2 separate regions of the Homo sapiens genome follow, and region 2 is linked to region 1. A link is an interaction called in ENCODE POLR2A ChIA-PET data of the cell type or tissue named here. Cell type or tissue: A673. All regions are shown on one strand. Each heading gives the region's core, and the rest is flanking DNA. Links, peaks and the distances in the headings are about the cores only.

Evidence for each region. ChIA-PET counts read pairs that join two places held together with the same protein. Peaks named below come from ENCODE experiments on the same cell type or tissue, not always from the same donor. Only the 100,000 strongest peaks of a DNase experiment are listed, where the experiment ranks them.
Region 2: POLR2A ChIA-PET joins it to region 1 with 6 read pairs; 20 of 35 experiments call an interaction of 5 or more read pairs at or near these places.

Annotation. Positions count from the first base shown.
Region 1 is chr22:40,921,124-40,930,310 of GRCh38, reverse strand. It overlaps XPNPEP3 (X-prolyl aminopeptidase 3), which reads right to left. Exons shown (of 10, transcript NM_022098.4): 8 at 7,798-7,978; 9 at 5,829-5,949; 10 at 1-4,042. The coding sequence ends at 3,876. Among named protein-coding and RNA genes, the nearest start is that of RBX1, 26 kb to the left of the region's middle. In A673, for the core only: no CTCF peak of the experiment used is centred there; no DNase peak of the experiment used is centred there.
Region 2 is chr22:41,031,427-41,040,613 of GRCh38, reverse strand. No RefSeq gene overlaps it. Among named protein-coding and RNA genes, the nearest start is that of SNORD140, 38 kb to the left of the region's middle. In A673, for the core only: no CTCF peak of the experiment used is centred there; a DNase peak (open chromatin) is centred at 5,663.

The DNA.
Region 1 (9,187 bases), core at 342-2,841:
AAAAATACAATAAACTAGCCGGGCATGGTGGCACGCGCCTGTAGTCCCAGCTACTCAGGAGGCTGAGGCAGAAGAATTGCCTGAACCCGGGAGATGGAGGTTGCAGTGAGCCAAGATCGTGCCACTGCACTCCAGCCTGGGTGACAGAGCGAGACTCCATCTCAAAAAAAAAAAAAACAAAAAAACCCCACAAAAAACCTTTAAAAAAAAAAAAAGCTAATATAAAGCCTTTACCTTAAAACTCTGAATTTATCTTATTCACTTTTTACCCTTAGAAGTTTATGAACTTGCAAAGGCAGTTGAAAACTATGGTAAGTCTTCAAGTCCCAGCTTTATTAAATGTAAGAGACCAGCAAACTTTAACCTAAATTTTAAGAATTTTAAGAAATATTTGGAAAATACTATTAGAAAAATAAAATTATTTGATATCCAGTAACAGTTAATAGCATTCTCTGTATTAAAAAATTACTAAAGGGAAATGGGTATGTCTGCGGCATGGCTGAGAATGAGTAAGATCACACACAGCTTATCTGCTCAACAAATCCTGAATATATCAGACAGCCCATAACATTGCTATGAGAAGTCTGATTCAAATGCTTAGCTGCTATAGTTAGTTAATCTGGGACTCAAAGGACAATATACCTGGGTCAGGGACTGAAAATCACCAGAAGAATTCTACAACAGCCTTTCTGCCTACCAATAACACCTATAGAACTTGACTGGAATCTAACCAGAAGTGTGTTTCATGTCCAAGTATGCTGCTATACATACAAGCTACCTAGGCTTTTAGCTAGAAAAGTTTAGACCATAGAAAATGATACAGGAGGTGCGGTGGCTCACGTCTGTAATCGCAGCACTTAGGGAGGCCGAGGCGGGCAGATCATGAGGTCAGGAGTTCGAGACCAGCCTGGCCAACACAGTGAAACCTCGTCTCTATTTAAAATACAAAAAAATAGCCGGGTGTGGTGGCAGGCGCCTGTATTCCTAGCTATTCGGGAGGCTGAGGCAGGAGAATCGCTTGAACCTGGGAGATGGAGGTTGCAGGGAGCTGAGGTCTCGCTATTGCACACCAGCCCCGGTGACAGTGTGAGACTCCGTCTCAAAAAAAAAAAAAAAAAGAAAAGAAAAGAAAATGATACAAGAAGAAAAGGAAATTCCTTATTCCTGGATTACAAATGAACAAAGGAAACACAATCCAAGGAAAGGGCTGTTGGGGGCACAGAGCCTGGGAAGTGAGCAGCCAGAGCTGTGGAGTTATTTCCCTCCCCTTTTTTTAAAAAGCTCTGGATTGAGAAATTGGAGGGAGGTGGGAAGGTGGGTATGGGGGATGGAGACTCCAGCTGTGCAGCCTCCATTCTGAGAGCTGCTTAGATAAGGTGCGCAAAGCCAGGCATTCCTAGGCTAGCACTGTCAGGATATGATTTGTATCACTTTTGTTTTCACATTATCTGTCTCTTGAGGAAGTCACTGCCTGTCTGCTTTTCACTCTGTACCCTGGGTTTCCCTGATAAGATAGGCAAACTTCCAGCATTACAGAGATTGTTAATCCCCTAGCTTGTGCTTCCCTAATACAAATTGTTTTTTTAAGAAACCCTCAAATTTGTGTTCTAACAATTGGCATGTTTTATACATCTTGACCTCATATCCAGGTTTAAAGGAGGTGAACACACTGGTTCTTAAAGCTTCCCTCTATCACAGACGCTCCTAAATAAGCTATCTGTGGTAATCTAGCCCTGTTCATCTTGCAAACTGAGTTGCTGTATAATTGTATCCAATGTTTGTGTTTAAAAAAATATGACTCTTACACCGGGCGCAGTGGCTCATGCCTGTAATCCTAGCACTTTGGGAGGCTGAGGTGGGCGGATTGCCGGAGCTCAGGAGTTTGAGACCGGCCTGGGCAACAGGGTGAAACCCTGTCTCTACTAAAATACAAAAAATTAGCTGGGCATGGCAGCGTGCACCTGTAGTCCCAGTTACTTGGGAGGCTGAGGCAGGAGAATTGCCTGAACCCAGGTGGTGGAGGTTGTAGTGAGCTGAGATTACGCCACTGCACTCCATCCAGCCCAGGCGACAGAGCGAGACTCTGTCTCCAAAAAAAAAAAAAAAAAAGAAGTATGACTCTTTACCACTGCACTCCCAGTGCTAGTATCAAAGAAAGATAAGAATCATAGGATATTTACGGGTACTTGGTAGATTCCATATTTTGTTTCTATTAGCACTAGAGGAAATCACAGAATGATAACAGGGGTACTTCTCTGAAAACTGGGCGCTACTACTGTGACTCTGACAGGGTACGTAAGTAGAGGATCTGCTCCTGCGCAGCACAACAGCTAAAAGGGTAACCTGTGAGGGTCAGTGCATTAAGAATCTATAGAGGGAGCAGGGATATCTGCGAAAGAAATCTTTCTTTTTTTTTTCTTTTTTTTTTTTTTTTTTGAGACGGAGTCTCGCTCTGTCACCCAGGCTGGAGTGCAGTGGCGCGATCTTGGCTCACTGCAAGCTCTGCCTTCTGGGTTCACGCCATTCTCCTGCCTCAGCCTCCTGAGTAGCTGGGACTACAGGCATCCGCCACCACGCCCAGCTAATTTTTTTTGTATTTTTAGTAAAGACGGGGTTTCACCGTGTTAGCCAGGAGGTCTCAATCTCCTGACCTCGTGATCCGCCCACCTCGGCCTCCCAAAGTGCTGGGATTACAGGCTTGAGCCACCACGCCCGGCCAGAAATCATTTTTTTCTTTTCTTTTTATTAATTTTTGAAGTCATCATTAAGAAATCAACTTTAAATTGAAGAGAAAAGATGGCAGGATGTCAGGATTTTATTTATTTATTTGTTTTTTTGAGGCAGAGTCTTGCTCAGTCACCCAGGCTGGAGTGCAGTCGCATGAGCTCAGCTCACTGCAACCTCCACCTCCCAGGTTCAAGCAATTCTCATGCCTCAGCCTCCCAAGTAGCCAGGATTACAGGCATGTATCATCACACCCAGCTCATTTTTGTATTTTTAGTAGAGACAGTGTTTCACCACGTTGGCCAGGCTGGTCTTGACCTCCTGGTCTCAAGAGATCCACCTGCCTGGACCTCCCAAAGTGCTGGGATTACAGGCGGAACCGCTGTGCCCAGCCCTGATGTCTGGATCTTTAGTATATACATATATAATTTTCTTTCTCTTCCATTTCCATCTTTATCAAGAATCTAAACACTTTCCAGGTCCCAGGCAACCAAATGGCAAGAAAAGCTCAGAAGTGTTTTGTTTGGTAGGTAGCTAGTGTTGCTGGAACCTGGACTGTGGCTGACTAGTAAGACTGCAGGACACCAGTGCCCCTGAGGGCTCATATGGCTCCAGTAGATATGCAGGATCTAGAATAGGTAGGGAGGAGTTACAGAAGGTATGTATTGGCCGCCCACAATCACCGAAAGATGAATTTTTGCATAGGCAGAGACCTTGGTAATTAGCTAAAAATACAGGCATCACACAAACTTCTTATGATATTGGGTTGATCTCAGCAAAAGTATAGAAAGGGAAGGACTTGAAAGAAGAAGTGAATTTTCTATATGTTTAAATGTGTTAACTGGAATGCATGGACATGTGTAACCAAGACCTTTATGTTTAAAAATTAAACTTGCTCTGATCATTAATTCTATAGAATTAATGTTACCAAAGCTGCAGTAACATACTATTCAAAAATTCATTTTCCCAGACTTCTAACTACTTAAAACAAAAAACCCCCCACACACAATTACATACATTCACACAGCTGCTATGCTCCCAAATGGAATGCATATATTAATGCACACACAGAGACACTCAGAAAGCACACGTGCAGGGCTGCCAGAAGACACCCATTTTGAACCTGAGGTGCATGTGGGCCGCAGTGAAGGTCAAGAAGCCTGGCTGCATATCTGTTCAATGTCATTCATCTCTTTGGGACAGTCTGCAGAAAGGATGAGAGGTGAGTCCTGAGTCACCACTACATCATCCTCAATTCGTACACCAAGACCCCGAAACTTCTCTGGGGCATCTTTGTCATCCTCTGGAATATAAATGCCTGTGAAGTAGAAAGAAGAACATGCTGTTCAGGAATGATAGTAACTGGGTGGTTTGGGGCAAGTAAGTTAACCTCTGGGTTAAAATTCCTTCCTCTGTAATACTGGATCTTTATGGTACCTACCTAGTAAAGCTGTGAGGATTAAATGAGATAATACATGTCAAAGTGGCTGGCATATAATGGTCAACACATGTTGGTATCATTACTAAAATTATTATTGTGGTTATCTTTATATTGGACTACAAGCTAAATACAACTACGGCAATGCTGATCATGATTCTGTCATATTCTAGTGGCTCAAGCAGGCCAATAAAGTTACTTAATTTAAAAGTACGTCAATATATGTGGGGGACAAGCAGATTATGTAAGTGCATTCTTCCCCTGCCTAAGAGTCCCTTGGAAAAAGAGCACCTTGCAAAAATAAAGACAAAATATATTTAAACTGTATTCAAAGAAACATTTAGAGATTATTAGCCTTGACAACTGGAAGCTGCAGAGACAGTCATTATAAGATTTAAATATATCTGATGTGTGTAATATAAAATACAAGAGAAACTGAAAGACTTTAATGTACATTTGGAAAAATGTAGGAACCCCAGGTACCCTTTCTAATCATGAAGTTAGACACATACCAGGGCTTTTTATATTAAACAAGTTGTAAACTTCCTCCACTATCCTCACAGATACTGCTCTGCGATTGAAAAAGAAAGATCAGCAAAGGAAAATGTAGCGCAGTCTAAGGAAGCGCCCATGTACCAAACAGATTGAACTAAATGATATATCTATGGCCACAGATAGCAATGTATGACTAGGTTCAAAGGGTGGCATAAAAGACATTTCACAGCCATAATTTATACAGAGATTAAAATACTTGAAATCTAAAATTTAGATCTGTTTTCAAAACAAAACCAGCATCAGTATTTAACCATCAACTCTGACAACATCAATCTTCACACACCATTGTGGTCACTGCTTCTCTTCAGAATCCTGCCCAACACCCAGGACCATTCAAGTTAGGTAACGTATCCGATTGTTAGCTTTCTCTGAAGCTTATGAGGAAGGCGATGGATACTAAGGAGTGGGATGGTGCTGGGTAGCTCAATGCAGCTTGCAGAGGTGTTGAAACTGAGAGCATAGTGTGTCTGCCTGTCTCTCTGCACACAAGCACCGGGGGCTTTGGAAGCTTGAGCAGCCCCCCACTACTAAATGGGAGACCAGTACAAACTGGCCCTGGGAAAGGCAGGATTAAAAAAGATTCATTTCTTAATATCTACTTATAGGAAGTATTCCCCATCTGTTGTTTATTGGAGGAGTCAAACTGAACAAATTGTGTGATATTAAATAAGAATACAAAAGATAAATCGAAAATAAAATTACCTTCCACACTGGACTTTTTTTCCTGTCTCTTCTAACTTAATTACATTGGTTGAGGTAAAAATAAACAATGTGGCTGGGCGCGGTAGCTCACGTATAATCCTAGCACTTTGGGAGACTGAGATAGGTGGATCACCTGAGGTCAGGAGTTCGAGACCAGCCTGGCCAACATGGCGAAACCCCGTCTCTACTAAAAATATAAAAATTAGCCAGGCGTGGTGGCCGACACCTGTAATCCCAGATACTCAGGAGGTTGAGGCAGGAGAATTGCTGAACCTGGGGGGCGGAGGTTGCAGTGAGTGAAGATCACACCACTTCACTCCAGCCTGGGCGAAAGAGCAAAACTCCATCTCAAAAACAAACAAACAAACAAACATTTACCTCATACTACTATTGTAACACCTCTCCTTACCGGGCTCAATTGTGATTACCATCCCAGGCTGCAGAGGGAGGGAACGGGGCATGTCTGGAGTGTCATGGACATCCATCCCGAGGTAGTGGCCAACATGATGAGGACAGTATTTTCGAGCAGCCTGGAAAAGATAATTGTCACAGTATCATTAGAGCAATGACCTCTTACAGGGAATGCTGGGCAAGTATAAATCAGTGAGATATGTGTTATTATCTCCCCCATGGTTCTGCCACTTCAGTTTAATCCCTCCTTGGGCTAATACTTAAAGGCACCTGAAAAACTGCGACCTCTTACATGCAATTCTGCCAATGGCATTCTCATCAATCCACATTTCCATTCCCGCTATTTAATATACTACATACATGCAGACTTGAGTAATTCCAACTAATGACTGTGGCAAATGAAAGTCTCTTTTCTTCAGTACCACAGGAAAGATAAAAATAAAAGAAAGAAAAAAAAATCTCTTTTCTTGGGAAAGAGAGGATGACTATTATCACAGTTCTCTTTCCAATGTTCGTTCACACATCCCTCTCAGGAATCTACTCTGGAGACCCTAAATAGCTCACAGCAACTTGTGGAGAAGGCACACTTTTGGGCACCTACCAGCTTGGGTATTTCTTTCTTTTTTTTTGAGATGGAGTCTTGCTCTGCTGCCCAGGCTGGAGTGCAGTGGTGTGATCTTGGCTCACTGCAAACTCTGTCTCCTGGGTTCAAGCTATTCTCCCACCTCAGCCTCCCAAATAGCCGGGATTATAGTCATGTACCACCATGCCTGGCTAATTTTTGTATTTTTAGTAGAGACAGGGTTTTACCATGTTGGCCAGGTTGGTCTCGAACTCCTGACCTCATGTGATCCGCCTGCCTCAGCCTCCTAAAGTGCTGGGATTACAGGTGTGAGCCACTGTGCCCAGCCAGCTTGGATATTTCCGTCAGTTAGTTAAAGATTTGTTGGCCCAAGCAACAGCCAATTTATAGCTTCATTTTTACTGATAACAGAAGTCCTAGAAGGCTTAACTTGTAGGTAGGAGATGCCTAATGGTCTATCTGACTTAGGCATCTAGTATCTTAATTTTAAAGCTGAGGTTTTACGTTTTTACTGAACACCATCACATTTTGGATGCAGAAAAAAAATTCACTAATGACATGGTCTTTGGGAATATTGCTGAAGTGTCAAAAATGTCACTTAAACAACAAATACCTTCTCCTTTGACCTACAGAATAACCCATAAAAGGATTAAAAGTTAATCTCTCTCTCTTTTTTTTTTTTTTAGACACAGGGCCTTGTTCTGTGGCCCGGGTTGGAGTGCAGTGGTGCGAACATAGCTCACTGCAGCGTTGAACTTCTGGGGTCAAGTGATCCTCCCACCTCAACCTCCCAAGTAGCTGAGACTAGAGGTGTGTGCCACCACACCTGGCTAACTTTTAAATTTTTTGTAGAGATAGGGTCTTGCTATGTTTCCCAGGCTTCTCCTCATTTCTTGTTTCCTTTTTCACCCTGTCGGCACCAGACTTCATTTTAAGTTTTCTGAATACTGAGCTAGTTATGCAGCATGTAATGAATCAGCATGTGCTGCCATCTTCTGGAAGAAATAAGTACTGACTTCCTTTGTTTTAATCCATGTTAAAGCTAAATCCCTTTTATAGATCACAAAGATGATTTCTAAATCTTTTCTTTTTACTTAAAAAACCCTGTGTGTGTATGTATATATATCTACGTATGTGTGTGTATATATATATGTGTGTGTGTGTGTGTGTGTGTGTATATATCTACATGTATATAGATGGGTCTTGCTATGTTGCCCAGGCTGGCTTCAAGCAATCCTCCTGCCTCAGCCTCCTAAACTACTGGGATTACAGGCATGAATCACTACATCTGTCCCATTTCTAAGTCTAATTAGCTTTATATAGGGTAAAAACCTAGCAGCATGCTAGGTGTTCTTGAGAACTGGGGTCAAGAGAAGTGAAGTACCTTGAAGGCATTATTTTCCTTAATGTTCTTCATGATCCCCAAGTCTTTAAGCTTCTGTCCTATCAGGGTCAGCATCATGCTGTAGATGTTCTCCAAGCTTGTCCCAGGGAAGCAGAGGGCCAAACAATCTCTTTGGATCTCTAGAACGGCTTCATAGAGTTCTGCCTGAGGTGCGGTGAACCTGGGGACGGGAAAACCAAAGAACCTGAACTTAGATAATCTGATATTCTAAGAAGTTTGCTACTAAGTTTGATTAGAAAAACCCCAAGATGCTGCTGTTGCTGGGGCACTGTTGATGTTTAATAAGTACCAATCTATCAATATGGCCAGGAGCTCAATCATGTCCTAGGTGCTCAGTAGGAAGGGCAACAATCCTTCAAGCTGGAGCAGCAACACAGTCTCTTCTTCAAATGGTCAGGAGAGACATGAAGTAGGGCCAAAAGAAGCACTGAGCCATGAGTGCAGTCAGTGGGCAGATGAGGCTCAGCCATGATCCTGTTTAATCCCTTACAGCATAGACTACCATTAAAAAAAAAGGCAAGAAAGCCTAGGGACCCACTTCTGACAGGTGAAGCAGATACCATGGGATAAACTAGTCAACATCTGGGCTACTAGTAATGTACTAGCACTTAAGTGTCTTTAGAATAACAGTTTCTTTAGCAATTACGAGATAAAAAAGTGACCTGGGATGATACATGATATGTATTCTCACATACTGTTGATAGGAGTATAAATTAATACAGCCAATTACATCAAAGGCCTTAAAGATGCTCATATAACTAGAGCTTATAATTCTACTCTAATATATCCAAAGAAAATATTTGAAATTCAAAAAAGCTGAATGTACTAAAATGTTCGCTGTAATTTTATAATTGTAAATTATTAGACAAACTCTAAATGTCCCCTAATAGAAGAATGCTTAACTATAATAGCATAAGAAACCCACAGCATAATGTACCCATACCCCAGCCCACCACAGTATTACTAAATAATCATTTTTGTAATAGTTTTTTTTTTTTTTTTTTTTAGAGACAAGGTCTCACTATGTTGCCCAGGTTGGTCTGGAACTCTTCAGCTCAAACGATCCTCCTGCCTTGGCCTCCCAAAGTGTCTTTATATACACTAAAATGCATACATTTGAACGGTACAATTTTGACAAATTCATGTACCAAACCTATTGAAGCTGGGAACAATGAACTCCTAAATTCTGCTGAGTCTTCGTTGCCAGCAGAAGTGGCCCTTCCACCCCCGTCTGAGAAGGTTAACCCTGTTTTGCCTGAAAACTTGTAGGTATGTCCCTTGAGGCAGTTGCCTTGGTTCTACTAGAATTGTAACTACACTCAAGTCCCAGCAGGCTCCAAGTTAGGCAGAAAGCTTGACCCATGAGGAG
Region 2 (9,187 bases), core at 4,403-6,902, 110 kb before region 1:
ACAAACTACATCCTCCCTTCGGAAATAGCAGAGCCTTAACTGATTGGCTTCACCCATGTTCAGTCAATGTCAGAATTCAGCCAAGGGAGTATCTTTTTACCTTCTAATAAAACAGAGAAGGGCCAGGTGTGGTAGCTCATGCCTGTAATCCCAGCACTTTGAGAGGTTGAGGCAGATGGATTGCTTGAGTCCAGCAGTTTGAGACCAGCCTGGGCAGCGTGGCGAGACTGCATCTCTACAAAAATTACAAAAATTAGCTGAGTGTGGTGGTATGTGCCTTAGTCTCAGCTACTTGGCAGGCTGAGGTGGGAGGATCACTTGAACCCGGGAGGTGGAGGTTGCGGTGAGCCGAGATCCCACCATTGCACTCCAGCCTGGGCAACAAGAGTGAAATTCCGTCTCAAGAAAAAAAAGAAAGAAACCACCTCACTTCTTCCCAGAGAGCCTCACCTCAGACAGACAGGTCTTTCTTTTTCTTTTTTTTTTTTTTCTTGACCTGGAGTCTCGCTTTGTTGCCCAGGATGGAGTGCAGGAATGCAGTGGCGTGATCTGCGCTCACTGCAACCTTTGTCTCCCAGGTTCAAGCGATTCTTCTGCCTCAGCCTCCCGAGTGGCTGGGATCACAGGTGTGCACCACCATGCCTGGCTAATTTTTTTGTATTTTTATTAGAGATGGGGTTTCACCATTTTGGGCAGGCATGTCTTGAACTCCTGACCTTAAGTGATCCGCCCGCCTTGGCCTCCCGAAGTGCCGGGATTACAGGCGCAAGCCACTGTGCCTGGCCCCTCCCTCTTTCTGTTCTTTTCTTTTCTTTCTTCTTCTTCTTCTTCTTTTTTTTTTTTTTTTTTGACACAAGGTCTCCTTTTGTCACCAGGCTAGAGTGTAGTGGCATGATCATGGCTTATTGCACCTCGACCTCCTGGGCTGAAGCGATCCTCCCACCTCAGCCTCCTGAGTAGCTGGGACCACAGGTGTGCCCCACCATGCCAGGCTAATTTTTTCATTTTTTTTTTTTTAAGAGATGAGGTCTCCCCATGTTGCCCAGGCTGGTCTGAAACTCCTGGGTTCAAGCAATCCTCCCACCTTGACCTCCCAAAGTCCTGGGATTACAGAGTGAGCCACAGCTCCCGGCCACAGGATATATATATATATATATTTTTTTTTTTAGAGAGAGACAGGGGTCTCACTGTTGCCTGGGTTGGTCTCAAACTCCTGGGCTCAAGCCATTCTCCTGCCTTGACCTCCCAAGATGCTGGGATTACAGGTATGAGCCAATGCACCCAGCTTGTGGCCATAGGATTTTGTTTTACTACATAAATCTGGGTTGTAAGTTGCAGCTTTCTCTCTGTTGTTTTATCACTAACAAATTTGGTTGCCAAGGCAACCATGCAGCAATTTAATCTCTTGACACCCATCCACCTAGGCTGGGGTCAGTGGCAGGAGTTTGGGGTTGTATTTGGTGTTTTGTAAATTCTGTACCATTAAATTCCCTTCCCCCACAAAAAGCATGTAGAAATGGTCATTCAGTAGCTGTGGAGATTCACAGTTTCCCCTTCTAGTTCCAATTCTTTCTCTCTCTTCTTCCTCCCTGCCAATGAGACATGTGCAAAGAGCCAATCAGAGAAAGAGTAAGAAGGAAGAGTACCTTGTGTCCAGGGAGAGCGTCGGCAGGGAGCAGTGCCTGGGGATGATCTCACATTAAAACCTGGAATTGTAGCCTCTACCGAAAAATTGGAAGGTCTTGCAACACTGGGCCCACAGTTCCTCCGGAGGCTTCTGCTTGGTGCTAAGTAGCAATGACTCCCTCCAGACAGGAGCCACATTCTCCACCAATCACTGCCTCTCACTTACATTTTTGTGCCTGGTCCTGGCAGGCATCTATGTAGACTCTTTTTTTCTTAGTCTTTATTATTCATTTATTTTTGAGGTGGAGTCTCCCTCTGTCATCCAGGCTGGAGTGCAGTGGCGCGATCTTGCCTCACTGCAACCTCCGCCTCCCAGGTTCAAGTGATTCTCCTGCCTCAGCCTCCCAAGTAGCTGGGACTACAGGCGTATGCAATCGCACCTGGCTAATTTTTGTATTTTTAGTAGAGATGGGGTTTCGCCATCTTGGCCAGGCTGGCCTCAAACTCCTGACCTCAGGTGATCCACTCACCTTGACCTCCCAAAATGCTGGGATTACAGATGTGAGCTTTCGCACCTGGCCTAGCCTATTTATTTATTTATTTATTTAGAAAGCAGGTCTTGGCCAGGTGCAGTGGCTCATGCCTGTAATCCCAGCACTTTGGGAGGCTGAGGCGGGTGGATCACAAAGTCAGGAGTTTGAGACCAGCCTGGCCAATAGGGTGAAACCCCGTCTCTACTAAAAATACAAAAATTAGTCGGTGTGGTGGCAGGTGTCTGTAGTCTCAGCTACTCAGGAGGCTGAGGCAGGAGAATCACTTGACCCCGGGAGGCTCGGAGGTTGCAGTGAGCCGAGATGGTGCCACTGCACTCCAGCTTGGGCAACAGAGTGAGACTCTGTCTAAAAAAAAAAGAAAAGAAAGTTGGTCTTAGGCTGGGTGCGGTGGTTCACACCTGTAATCCCAGCACTTTGGGAAGCCGAGGCAGGCGGATCACGAGGTCAGGAGATCCAGACCATCCTGGCTAACACGGTGAAACCCCGTCTCTACTAAAAATAAAAAAAATTAGCCGGGTGTGGTGGCATCTGCCTGCAGTCCCAGCTACTTGGGAGGCTGAGGCAGGAGAATGGCGTGAACCCGGGAGGCGGAGCTTGCAGTGAGCTGAGATTGTGCCATTGCACTCCAGCCTGGGCAACAGAGCGAGACTCCACCTCAAAAAAAAAAAAAAAAAAAAAAAAAGGAAAGCTGGTTTTGCTCTGTTGCCCCACCTGGACTGCAGAGGTGAGATCATAGCTCACCTGCAGCCTTGATCTCCCAGGTTCAAGTGATCCTCCTGCCTTAGCCTCCCATGTAGCTGAAACCACAGGCATGTGCCACCATGCCCAGCTAATTTTATTTTATTTTTTGTAGAGATGGAGGTCTCATTATGTTGCCCAGGCTGGCCTGGAACTCCCGGGCTTAAGTAATCCTCTCGTCTAAGCCTACCAAAGGTTCAGGATTGGGATTACAGGCATGAGCCGCTGTACCCCACCTTAGAAAGCTTTTAATTCACTAATTCTCAACTTGAGGTATGATGGAAGAATATTCTCTGAAAGATTTTTCAAACTACTTTTGTATACTGAAAAGACTCTAACACAACTCCTTCCTACCGTCCTTCTTCCCATCCTCTCCCCACACATAATGAAAGTCACCGTCAGAAACCCAAACCTCACTCCTGCCACACTGTCAGTACTGAAGTATGGAATTTCCACCCACAAAGTTTCCCTGATCCTGCAGGAATATGTGTAGACGCTCACTCTCATTTCACACAACAGCATTCACGCCCCCTCCTCTCCAATCCTCACTAGAGTCTGTAACCTAGCAACACAACATCTATTGGGGTAGCAACCTCTCGCCAATTCATTCATCCCTTCAGTAGACATTGAGTGAGCTGCTCCCACGCCTGGGATAGGCAAGCACTCAGAAAAGATTTGTTGAATGAATGAATGAAGACACAGGGATGAATGAGGCCCCAAAGGAGGTCATACTCTGGGAAGGAGAAAAACAGACTAAAGGCCGGGCGCAGTGGCTCATGCCTATAATCCCAGCACTTTGGGAGGCCAAGGTGGGCAGATTACCTGAGGTCAGGAGTTCGAGACCAGCCTGCCCAACATAGTGAAACACCATCTCTAGTAAAAATGCAGAAAATAGCCGGATATGGTGGTGCGTGCCTGCTATGCAGGAGGCTGAGGCAGGAGAATCATTTGAACCCGGGAGGTGGAGGCTACAGTGAGCCAAGATCATGCCATTGTACTCTAGCTTGGGCGACAGAGACTCTGTCTCAGAAAAAAAAAAAAAAAAGAAAAATATACTAAAAAAAAAGTTGTAGGTCGGGCGCAGCGGCTGACGCCTGTAATCACAGCACTTGAGGAAGCCAAGGTGAGTGGATCACCTGAGGTCAGGAGTTGGAGACCAGCCTGGCCCCATCTAAACCCCATCTGTACTAAATATACAAAAAATTAGCCAATGCGTGGTGGTGGGCGGCTGTAATCCCAGCTACTTGGGAGGCTGAGGCAAGAGAATCGCTTGAACCCAGGAGGCAGAGGTTGTAGTGAGCCGAGATTGCCCCGCTGCACTCCAGCCTGGGTAACAACAGTGAAACTCCGCCTCAAAAAAAAAAAAAAAGGCCGGGCGTGGTGGCTCATGCCTGTAATTCCAGAACTTTGGGAGGCCGAGGCGGGCGAATCACCTGAGGTCAGGAGTTCGAGGCCAACCTGGCCAACACGGTGAAACCCCATCTCTACTAAAAATACAAAAATTAGCTGGGCGTGGTGGCAGGCGTCTATAATCCCAACCCCTTGGGAGACTGAGGCAGGAGAATCTCTTGAACCCGGGAGGTGGAGGTTGCAGTGAGCCGAGATCATACCACTACACTGCAGCCTGGCTGACAGAGCAAGACTCCATCTCAAAAAGAAAAAAAAAAAAAAGGGTTGTAATACAGGCCATAACAGATGCATCTGTGCATATGTAAATTGCAAGGAGGAAGCTACTGTCCTGTTTAGGAAAGTCAAGGAAAGGAGAGGGGACATTTCAGTTGGGACTTTTTTTTTCCTTTGAGAGAAAGTCTGAATCTGTCCTTCAGGCTGGAGTGTGGTGGCATGATTTTGGATCTCGGCCCATTGCAACCTCCACCTCCTGGATTCAAGCGATTCTCATGCCTCAGCCTCCTGAGTAGCTGGGATTACGGGTGTGCGCCACCATGCCCAACTAATTTTTGTATTTTTAGTAGAGACGGGGTTTCATCATGTTGGCCAGGCTGGTCTCGAACTCCCAACCTCAGGTGATCCACCTACCTCGGTCTCCCAAAATGCTGGGATTACAGGCATGAGCCACTGCACCTGGCCTCAGTTAGGTCTTGAGAGAGGGGCAGAAGTTTGTCACGATAATAAGAAGGAACAGGAGGAACAATGCTCTTGGCAAAAAGAACATCACAAGCAAAGGCCCCCAGGTATGGAACCGCAAGGTATGTCTGAAGCCACAGGGAAGTTCAATCAGTGGAGCAGAGGGTGCACCAAGATTCCTAAAATCTATACCCATGAAGGTTCAAGCCAGTCCCAAAGTTTAGACCGCAAGATCAGAGTTCTCTTGAAACAAAGGACAGACATCCCAGCACGACCCACTCTAGCACAGGCACTGGACTGCCCTGGTCAGTAGAGTGTTTGCTGAATAAAGCTGAGGATGGAACAGAGACAGAAGGGAAAGGGTGGGTGCTATGGCTCATGCCTGTAATCTTAGCATTTTGGGAGGCTGAGGTGGGAGAATCACTTGAGCCCAGGAGTTTGAGACCAGCCTGGGTGACATAGTGAGACCCCCCCATCTGGAAAGAGAGAAAGAGAGAGAGAGAAGGAAGGAAGAAAGGAAGGAAGGAAGGAAGGAAGGAAGGAAGGAAGGAAGGAAGGAAGGAAGGAAGGGAAAATTAGCTGGAGGTGGTGGCACATGCCTGTAGTCCCAGCCCCAGCTACTCAGGAGGTTGAGGTGGGAGGATCACTTCAGCCTGGGAAGTCAAGGCTGAAATGAGTTGTGATTACGCCACTGTACCCCAGCCTGGGTGACGCAGCAAGACCCTGTCTCAAAAAAAAAAAAAAAAAAAAAAGGGAAGGGAAAAGAAATCAGTGTCAGCAGGGACCATCCACAAACAGGCACGGCCAAGATGCAGAAAGCAGCTACCACCCATAGAAGTGGGAAAACAAAGGCAAGAGGCTGAGGTTACAGAACTTAAAAGCCTGGAAGAGCGGCTCCATGGAGCTGAGACCTAGACTGCTGAGAAAGCTGTGTGTGACACACACTATGTCACCTCTCGCATATCCTTGCAGCACTCACTGTTCCTGTGTACCCCAAGGCTTCCTGCTGCATGCACCAGGACTCGAATCCTGCAGGGCTTTCTCTGGCCACAGGAACATGCTCAGCCTGAACACGGGCAGTAAGGAAGTGCTAGAAAGTTAACGTTCCCAGGAGAAGCCCCAAATGATGAAAGGTGGGAGTTAGTGAACAAATGCTAAGTATCTTACTCCTAGAGTAGAACAACCCTGAGGAGTGCTCCACACCACCTAGATGGGAGCTGAGATGGGACTCTAGTTGTCAAAAGGGTAACCACTCATTAATGGACCCTGGGCCGAGTGCGGTGGCTCATGCCTTATAATCCCAGCATTTTGGGAGGCCAAGACAGGTGGATTACCTGAGGTCAGGAGTTCCAGACAAGCCTGGCCAACACGGTGAAACCCTGTCTCTATTAAAAAATACAAAAATAAGCCAGGTGTGGTGGCAAGTGCCTGTAATCCCAACTACTGGAGAGGCTGAGGCAGGAGAATCGCTTCAACCCGGGAGGTGGAGGTTGCAGTGAGCCAAGATGGAGCCACTGCACTCCAGCCTGGGCAACAGAGCAAGACTCTGTCTCAAAATATAAAAATAAAATAAAATAAATATTAAAAAAATTAAATAATAATAATAATAAAATAAGCCGGGCACGGTGGCTCACGCCTGTAATCCCAGCACTTTGGGAGGCTGAGGTGGGTGGATTGCCTGAGGTCGGGAGTTCAAGACCAGCCTGGCCAATATGGTGAAACCCCGTCTCTACTAAAAATACAAAAATTAGCCAGGCGTGGTGGCAGGCGCCTGTAATCCCAGCTACTTGGGAGGCTGAGGCAGGAGAATCACTTGAACCTGGGAGGTGGAGGTTGCAGTGAGCCAGGATCGCACCATTGCACTCCAGCCTGGGCGACAAGAGCAAGACTCTGTCTCAAAAAAAAAAAAAAATAATAATAATAATAAAATAAAATAGGCCGGGTGCAGTGGCTCATGCCTGTAATCCCAGCACTTTGGGAGACCGATGTGGGCAGATCACATGAGGTTGGGAGTTCAAGACCAGCCTGATCAACATGGAGAAACCCCGTCTCTACTAAAAATATAAAATTAGCTGGCCATGGTGGTGCATGCCTGTAATCCCAGCTACTCAGGAGGCTGAGGTAGGAGAATCGCTTGAACCCGGGAGGCTGAGGTTGCGGTGAGCTGAGATCATGCCATTGCACTCCAGCCTGGGCAACAAGAGTGAAACTCCATCTCAAAAATACAATACAATACAATACAATACAATACAATACAATACAATACAATACAATACAATACAATAAAAATAGCGGATCCTGTATATCAACCACACCCAGTATATCAGCTTCCTTACCATTCCCGGTGCACTTTCCCACTAATCAACAGGTGTTTCCAGGGATCTTTTTTCCTTTTTTTGAGACCGCATCTCACTTTGTTGCCCAGGCTGGAGTGCAGTGGCGTGATCTCGGCTCACTGCAGCCTCTGCCTCCTGTGTTCTAGTGATTCTCGTACCTCAGCCTCCTAAGTAGCTGGGACTACAGGTGTAAGCTACCACGCTCAGCTAATTTTTGTATTTTTAGTAGAGACGGGGGTTTCACCATGTTGGCCAGGCTGGTCTTGAACTCCTGACCTCAGGTGATCCACCCTCCTCGGCATCCCAAACTGTTGGGATTACAGGTGTGAACCACTGTGCCAAGCCCCAGGGTTCATTTTTTAAATAAGCTACCTGCTCTCAAATCCTTGCCTAAGGATCTGCATTTGATGGAAGCTAAAACAAGATCTTATTGGAAGTGGCTCCAGAAATAAAGCTCTCAGGATGCAGTTTTGGAACTGGATCATTAGCCAGTCAGATGGCAAGAAGGAGCCTGTTATTGATATTCAGCTGGGTGGGGATAACCCCCAGCATGAGGCACTGGCACAGCTACTGAGTCTCACCTTTGGTAAATGAAGATGGGGTACAGCTGGCAGAAGATGCACTGGCTCAGGCCAACAACGCTATCACTTGAAACATATGAGGATAATAGTTACTGGAAGGATTGTGAACTGCTTGGCTATTTTAACTGCCAACTCTTTATAAAAGCCAATTTTGGGAAGCTGAGGAGGGCAGATCACTGGAGTCCCGGAGTTCGAGACCAGCCTGGGCAACAGAGTGAAACCCTGTCTCTATTAAAAATACCAAATATTAGCCGGGTGTGGTGTGCACCCGTAATGTAGTCCCAGCTACTCAGGGTGCTGAGGTGGGAGGATCACTTGAGCCCAGGAGGTTGAGGCTGCAGTGAGCTGTGATTGTGCCACTGCACTCCAACCTGGGCAACAGAGTGAGGCCCTGTCTCAAAAGAAAAAAAAAAAAAGATAAGCTGAGTGTAGTGGCATGCACCTGTAGTCCTAGCTACTTGGGAGGTTGAGGCCAGAGGATCTCTTGAGCTCAGGAGTTTGAGGCTGCAGTGAACCAGGATCAAGCCTCTACACTCCAGCCTGGGCAACAGAGCAAGACCCTGTTATTTTATTTTATTTTATTTTGAAAGAAAAAAAAGCCCAAGGAAAAAAATTTAAAAATAATAGGCTCAAGGCAGCCAACTATCCACTCAGAGCATGCTGTGAAAGCCGAAAAGTCTCTCTGGAGGCATTTAAAGAGAGTCCTATCTCCTGTAACCAGAAGATGGAGAGTACTGAAAATCTGGCCCAAGATTTTAAGAGTGGAAGAGTTGCAAAGGAGGTCAAATTCACAGCCTCAGTATGGTGTCACCATGCTAGGGACTGGAGGGGAATGGGTCTCCGAGACCTAGAAGCAACATTTGAGCAGATGCAGCTGAGAACCTTAAAATTTCAGATTCACTTTAACCATCTGGGACAGCAGAACTGGCCCCAACCCTGTGCTAGGGGAAAGTAGTAGAGGGATTCCCATTACCTGGAGACCATGCAAAGTTCTCATGAAAGGCAGATGTCAAGGCCAGGCGCAATGGCTCATGCCTGTAATCCCAGCACTTTGGGAGGCCGAGGCGGGTGGATCACGAGGTCAGAAGATTGAGACCATCCTGGCTAACATGGTGAAACCCTGTCTCTACTAAAAAAAATACAAAAAATTAGCCAGGCATGGTGGTGGGCGCCTGTAGTCCCAGCTACTTGAGAGGCTGAGGCAGGAGAATGGTGTGAAACCGGGGGGCGGAGTTCGCAGTGAGCCGAGATCGCACCACTGCACTCC